2 separate regions of the Homo sapiens genome follow, and region 2 is linked to region 1. The links are chromatin contacts, found by Hi-C in ENCODE. All regions are on one chromosome and are shown on one strand. Each heading gives the region's core, a stretch centred on a gene start or an enhancer-like site at or near the end of the contact. The rest is flanking DNA. Distances are from core to core; before and after follow the strand shown.

Evidence for each region. Hi-C counts contacts between places; a loop is a spot of excess contacts on that map. Pooled maps may share reads with other maps.
Region 2: a pooled map shows a loop between it and region 1 (5-fold over the local background). The contact joins the promoter of MKS1 here to the promoter of RAD51C in region 1. A Hi-C loop is called at or near these places in 7 of 50 pooled maps.

Annotation. Positions count from the first base shown.
Region 1 is chr17:58,690,552-58,694,200 of GRCh38, reverse strand. RAD51C (RAD51 paralog C) reads right to left here and starts at 1,599. Exons shown (of 9, transcript NM_058216.3): 1 at 1,413-1,599. The coding sequence starts at 1,557. TEX14 (testis expressed 14, intercellular bridge forming factor) reads left to right here and starts at 2,156. Exons shown (of 32, transcript NM_031272.5): 1 at 2,156-2,262. IGBP1C (IGBP1 family member C) reads left to right here and starts at 2,156. Exons shown (of 2, transcript NM_001395966.1): 1 at 2,156-2,262. RefSeq lists enhancers at 1,242-1,411, 1,742-1,841.
Region 2 is chr17:58,217,302-58,220,950 of GRCh38, reverse strand. MKS1 (MKS transition zone complex subunit 1) reads left to right here and starts at 1,696. Exons shown (of 18, transcript NM_017777.4): 1 at 1,696-1,800; 2 at 2,222-2,331. The coding sequence starts at 1,721. It overlaps LOC105371841 (a long non-coding RNA gene), which reads right to left and starts at 1,637. Exons shown (of 2, transcript XR_934884.4): 1 at 892-1,637. RefSeq lists an enhancer at 1,589-1,868.

The DNA.
Region 1 (3,649 bases), core at 350-2,849:
ATGTATTATTTATAATAAAAACTTTTCATGGAAATAACTGATGTAAAAAATTCATGTATCACTCCAAACTAATGAGAACAATTATTCAAGGCACAAGCATTTTAAAGAATACATTTATGCTTCCTCGACTACACAATTTCACCCATCTGACAGTGTGGCCTGAGAAAAGAAAATGGCAATTACAAAACAAGCTGGTGAAGAAATAATGGTGAGGATGACATCACTTATCAGTTTGATATATCAGTGCTTGATCTGATAAGAATATGAGCCATAAATATGGGGCTAATAAAAGACAATGGTGATGACAGCATTTAGGAAATGAAAATCCTATCAAGAGCCTGAATGCTGGAATTAGATTGCCTGGGTTTGTAAATCCTGGCACCACTTACTGCATGACTTTGGGCAAGTTACTTCACTTTTTCTTTTTTGCTCAGATTTTTTTCGTCTATAAAATGGGAATGAGACGATACATGTAAAAAGCTTGGTAGAATATCAAGACCATCTAAAGTAGTCAATAGTTGTTAGTGATCATTATTATTCAGGGTCTCACATTTCTTCTTTGAAAAGCCAACTTGTTGAAGAAAAAAGAGCCCATCAAATCTTGGGGGACACAGTCTGCGCGCGGTATGACTTAAACAGTTAAGGCTGGGTCCACGAGACTTATTCTTTAGAGGCGAATTGAAACCTCTGTATTTTCCATCAGTAAGGGCAGTAACTTAAAATTCTGTTCCATCTTCTTCAGTGAATAGCACAGGTCCAGACATGTCATAGAGAGATGTGCACAACAAGTGACCACCGCCAGCCTCATATTTGTATGTCTCAGGATGCAGTGGTTCCCATCTGCAATGCTCTGGAATATGAGGTTTTGGGTGTTTCAGTTAATTACGTAAGAGAATATTCTTTCTATGCTTCCTCAAGATTCCGGGGATTCTACTCTCTTTCTCATTCTTAGTGTCTCTAGTCCTACACAAAATCCTGCATTTCTGAAATTTAACCCTTACCCCTTGGATCTTGGAACAGCAAAAATTAGACAACCAATTCTGACTCCAGTATTTCCTAACCCAGTTAGCATGAAAAGTTACCTAAGCTCCCCAAGATATCAGTTCTCTCATCCATATACTGAATATAATAATCTACGTAAGCGGGTTGAGGGTTAAATGAGACAATCCTCAAAGCATTCAGCAGGCATTGCCAGAGGAAAAGCAATTAGTAAATGTTTTCACGACCACAGTTCTCCTAACCATTCAGACAACTTGTAAGTGGAGTCGAGGAGCTCTTTCACGCTGTAAACATGGACGTGGGAGGAAGCAGAATCTAACGGAGACTGGGCTGAAGGCCGAGGCGAGAGAACGAAGACTGAGGCGGCGCTGACGGCGGCCGGTGTGCCTCAGCTTGCCATCAGGAGTCGTTACCTTTGCTAAGCTCGGAGGGTTTCACCTCTAGGAGTTCCTCAGCAGTCTGGAACCCCGCAGACACCAGCTTCACCCGCACCGCTGGAGACAGCGGGAAACTCACCAAATCCCGCTGCATTTCAAAGCGGAACGTCTTCCCGCGCATCGCAGGCTCACCTGCTAACCCCGGAGCAGCCAAACTCCGCACGCCCTCGCTGGGGCGTGCGGCGTGACGTCAGACGTAAAGCGGAAGGGGCCGGCTCTGCGGCCTGGCCGCACGGGGCTCCGGGCCTTGCAGCTTTGCGCAGTCTTGTAAATTTTCACACTTATGCACCATTCCGTTTTGATTCCCCAAAATCCCATTTAGAGATTCCTCATCAAATGTACACCCTGACTGTAAAACGATGGACGGAGACCATAGGACGGAGAGCCAGGCCCAGTGGGTTCTCCACGCCACATTTCCTTGCCTCCACCGTGGCCTGTTAGGTGAAGCCTCAGAGTCATTAATAGGAATGATCTCGAGTGGGAGTAGTGAGCGTAACGGGCACACACTAGCCAGTTACCATTATTTTGGTGTGAAAAGCTCAGGGAACAATCATTAGAATTAATCTGCGTGCTCTTTGTAGAGTTGCAGTCTCTTGGCTCTTCCCGCTGACCGTCCCCCTTTTCTGACCCCCCCCCCCCGCAACGACCACATTGCTTTTCCCGCCCTCGCGAGGGATTGTGGGCCAGCCCCCAACGGCCGCTGGGAGGGATCAGTCCGCATTCCCCGCACCCACCCACGTCTTCCCGGGAGTCGTATCCCGAGCATGGAGGTTACTGAGACCGTTATTTCTTCATGGCCTGCCTAGCTTAAGCAGTAGCTGGAAAAGTAAGCAACTAATGTCCCCATTAGTGTGTCTGGGCTCCTGGGGTCCTGAGAAGGAGGGGCTGGGCTACACAAGAGCTCCTTTTGTGGTACAGACTTGGGAAGGGGTGTTCAAGCAGTGGTAGTGACCGCCTCTAAATTACAGAACTTCGGGGAGGAAGGCAAGCAGTTTAGAAGGTGGTTTATGAGTTCCTTCCTTGCCTAGGTGAGTGTAACTTATTTAGCAGGGGGTAACTTATTCCCTACCTATTGGCGATTTTTTTTTTTTTTTTTTTGAGACAGAGTCTCACTGTGTTGCCCATGATGGAGTGCAGTGGCACGATGTCGGCTCACTGCAACCTTCGCCTCCCGGGTTCAAGTGAGTCTCCTGCCTCAGCCTCTTGAGTACCTGGGATTACAGGCGCACGCCACCATGCCCGGCTAATTTTTGTATTATTATTAGAGAAGGGGTTTCACCATATTGGCCAGGCTGGTCTCGAACTCCTGACCTCGTGATCCGCCTGCCTCGGCCTCCCAAAATGCTGGGAGTACAGGCGTGAGCCACCGCGCCCGGCCCTGTTGGCAATGATTCTTAGTCTTGACTTTTCTTCCCAGCTTAGAAGAACTTTCTAAATATTGCAAATCAGAGCCCTCTACATACTTAGATCTAAAAAAGGAAACAACGTATGTTGAGCACTTTAGCAAATCCCACACATTTCAAATGGCCATAGCCATGCCAAAAGGAAGATAAGGACATGGAAGCTCAGCATATAGTTTAATATCAATTCTGATAAAAGAAAAAAAGCTGGCCGGGCGCAGTGGCTCGTGCCTGTAATCCCAGCACTTTGGGAGGTCGAGGCAGGTGGATCTCTTTGAGCTCATGAGTTTGAGACCAGCCTCGACAACATGGCGAAACACTGTCTGTACCAAAAGTACAAAAAATTAGCCGGGCATGGTGGCATGCACCGGTCGTCCCAGCTACTCAGAAGTCTGTGGTGGGAGGATCCCTTCAGCCTGGGAGTGAGCTATGATCACGCCACTGCACTCCAGCTTGGGTGATAGAGTGAAACCCTGTCTCAAACAAACAAAACACCTCAGCACAGTTTTCTTAAAGCCAAGATTCAAACCTAGCATCCTTTTTACTACCCCGAGCTATTAAGATTTTGAGTCCCTACTGGCGGGGAGAATACGAGAAGCATTTATACCCCATTTGGTAGGTCAAAGAAAGTCTTGTAGGACTGGCCAAAATGTGGTTGGCCACTCAACCCATTGCTTAACTTCTAATATGGTCTATATTTGAGCGCTCAGTGGATGCATAAATACTATCTTCAGGGAGATTTCATGCTTATGCTTATAAAGCACCCAGATTCTTGGGTGAAGAAAAAACATGGTATTACCACATTCAACAATA
Region 2 (3,649 bases), core at 447-2,946, 470 kb after region 1:
ATTTTGCATATAATTATGTCAGATTAACTTTGTTATAAGTTAGATTTGGTTATAAAATTAAACTAGAATCAGGCTCCACTTTATCAGCTGTTGTGCATGTGGCACAGATTGCCTACTCACAATTTTAAAAGGAAACATTGGAGAGACAATTTCTTAGGAGCTAGAAAGGTGCCTTTTGTTTTATGTTAAAATTATTTCCGGCCGGGCGCGGTGGCTCACGCCTGTAATCCCAGCACTTTGGGAGGCCGAGGCGGGCGGATCACGAGGTCAGGAGATCGAGACCATCCCGGCTAAAACGGTGAAACCCCGTCTCTACTAAAAATACAAAAAATTAGCCGGGCGTAGTGGCGGGCGCCTGTAGTCCCGGCTACTTGGGAGGCTGAGGCAGGAGAATGGCGTGAACCCGGGAGGCGGAGCTTGCAGTGAGCCGAGATCCCGCCACTGCACTCCAGCCTGGGCGACAGAGCGAGACTCCGTCTCAAAAAAAAAAAAAAAAAAATTATTATTTCCCAGGTTGGAAATGTGTGCGTTTATGGAATAAATTGGTAGGTGAGAGGCTGTGAGGCAAACTGGAAGGTGGTTAGGCTTCAAAAGACAGAAGAACTTGGGCTAGAATCCCAGTACTTTTACCACTTGCAAGCTAGCAAGTCCTTTAAACCCTGGCCTTCACGAACTTCATTTTTAAAGTGAATAAAAGTACCTTTTTGAGAGGCTTCTACAAGGATTTGGGACAATGCAAACAAAAGTGCTCAAGCTGCACTAGATCCTAAATAAATGGTGCTATTTATGGTGAGTCGGTGTTACACAACTAGTGGCTATGGCACCCAGAGCTTCCAATGCCAAATCATCAAACTGGCATGAGATTCCCGAGTTCAGGGGACAATTGCTTACTTTGTTGGAGGAGGACTAGATGTGAACAAGGCTGATAAATGTTGACATTCCCAAAGTGCCGGGACGCCAGACGTGAGGTTACAGCATGTCCTTCCTTTGCTAGTACAACGAAGCATGACTTGTGAATGTCACTTTTTTGGCTTTTCAGGAAGCCAGTGCAGTAACAAAGTGGCTTAATGATCCAAAACTAACATACACAAGGTAAGAATCAGTTCAATAATAACATCGTTTCCTTCCTTACTGTTGACTTCCTTGTTTTTTCTTTCTTTGCTCAGTGAATATCAACACAAAGACTAATAAATCTTCTGACACTTTTTTTGTCTTCCAAGAATATATTTTCTTGTCTGGCTAAGGGCCATCACCTTCCCTGACTCCTTTGGGAATAATGGGTGCATTTCTTACAGTCACATCACCCGATTTTCAGGCCAAAGTTTTCACGCGTTGGGTGGAAGGCAGTGTGGCATGGTGGAAAAGGTAGAGGGCGAAGACTCAGGCCACCTGGTCCCCGTCATCATTTCTGCATCTATCTGTCTATATGAAGTGGGCTGATGGCTGTGCCAGTTTCCTCATTTGCACAGCGCACGAGGTCCCGCTTTCGGTGAGCTTTTATCGCATACATGGTAAGCGGTGATCGGTAGGACCCCGGAGCCCTCTTGGGCGTTCGGCTTGGGCTGCACTTGCACTGTGTGGCCAACTGCGACCGTGGCGCCGTGACGGGAACGGCGGGTTGCGCGCGCAGCACCTCCGTCGCCTCCCGATCCAGCGTCTCCGTTGCCAGGAAAACAGAGCGGCGCGCTTTCCGGCGCAGTCGCGGCGCGTCGCAGCTGTCATGGCGGAGACCGTCTGGAGCACTGACACCGGGGAGGCAGTGTATCGCTCCCGGGACCCCGTGCGCAACTTGCGCCTCCGGTAGTCGCACCGCCCCAGCCCCGAGGCCCCATGCTTTTGTGTCCTTAGATCATTCCAACCTGAGCTCGGTGTTCTGAGGTCCCCACTTTCTGCTTACAATCCCGACCACTTCTCCGGGCTCCCCACTTCTTTCACTATCCGTACCCCCATCCACTCACAGCCTCTAAGAACCCCTTACAGACCTACCCAAGTCCATTCACGTCTTTGTTGCTCCCAGTTTCTCAAAGCCCTGTGCCCCCAGTACACCCTCTCCCCTTCATTCTTCCCCATAGGACGGCGCACCCACCCACCTCCTCTCCGTTGTCTGCACCCAGCACACCTTGGCAACCCTACCTCCTCTGTTTTGTTTCCCCCATCCTTGCTTTGTGTTCATCTCCTGGTTGCGTGTCTGGTAACGAATATTTTGGGCTTTTCTTGACAGAGTCCACCTGCAAAGAATCACATCAAGCAACTTTCTTCATTATCAGCCTGCTGCCGAGCTCGGGAAGGACCTCATAGACTTGGCCACTTTTAGGCCTCAGCCAACTGCCAGTGGGTGTTACGGTGGTGATGTGCCATCTAATACTAATTATGATACTAATCAGAATTGTGGCCAAATGTAGTGAGATAACAAATACTATACTTCTGATATGTTATAGAGTTGCCCGGCAACCTACATTCTATTTGTGGCTTTTTTTTTTTTTTTTTTTTTTTTTTTTTTTTTGAGACGGAGTCTTGCTCTTTCCCCCAGGCTGAAGTGCAGTGTCGCTATCTCCGCTCACTGCAAGCTCCGCCTCCCGGGTTCACGCGATTCTCCTGCCTCAGCCTCCCGAGTAGCTGGGACTACAGGCGCCCGCCACCACGCCCGGCTAATTTTTTGTATTTTCAGTAGAGGCGGGGTTTCACCGTGTTAGCCAGGATTGTCTCGATCTCCTGACCTCGTGATCCGCCCGCCTTGGCCTCCCAAAGTGCTGGGATTACAGGCGTGAGCCACCGCGCCCGTCCTATTTGTGGCATTTTTAAAAGAGAAAACGTGCCCCAAACCCTAAATACACATATAAACACTTTTAAAAACAATTTTTAAACTGGAGACTGCTTGCAAAATCTGCATATGATGTGCATGTATAGATCAACTGTGTTCTTGTGGTTTTCCTTATCTGGGAAACCAAAAGAATGAGGAGGAGAGGACAGAGTGGTTGTTGTCAGGTCACTAGTCTGTTTGCTTTTATTGTTTCTCTTTCTGTTCAGAGCTGTTCCTGGGCAAGAGTGTGGGCTCACAGGTTGTGAAACGTGTCTCTGAAAAAGGCATACCCAAGAGTGTATTAGATTAGATTTGTTTTCTTTGTTTTTGTTTTCGTTTTGTTTTGAGACAGAATCTCATTCTTCTGCTCAGGCTGGAGTGCAGTGGTATGATCATAGCTCACTGTAAACCTTGGTCTCCCAGGCTCAAGCCATCCTCCTGCCTCAGCCTCCCAACTAGCTGGGACTACAGACTCACACTCAGTTTATTTTTTTTTAAAGTTTTAGTAGAGAAAAGGTCTTGCTATGTTGTCCAGGCTGGTTTCAAATTCCTGGGCCCAAGTGATCCTCCCACCTTAGCCTCCCAAAATGTTGGGATTACAGGCGTGAGTCACTGCATTCAGCCAGATTTGGTTCTGTTAAAAAATCATTTATTTGCCTTCACTGTCCTCTCCTTACACTTGGTCTCCTAAATTTCAGTGTTTGTGATTCTACATATATGGCTTTAGAAATAGTAAAGATAAAAATGCCAGGGTTATTTTCTAGCAAATGCAGACAGTTGGGACTGAGGAAGGGCTGGCTATTCAGCTTATATCTAAATTTCAGTTTCTTATATCCAGTTAGATTAGAT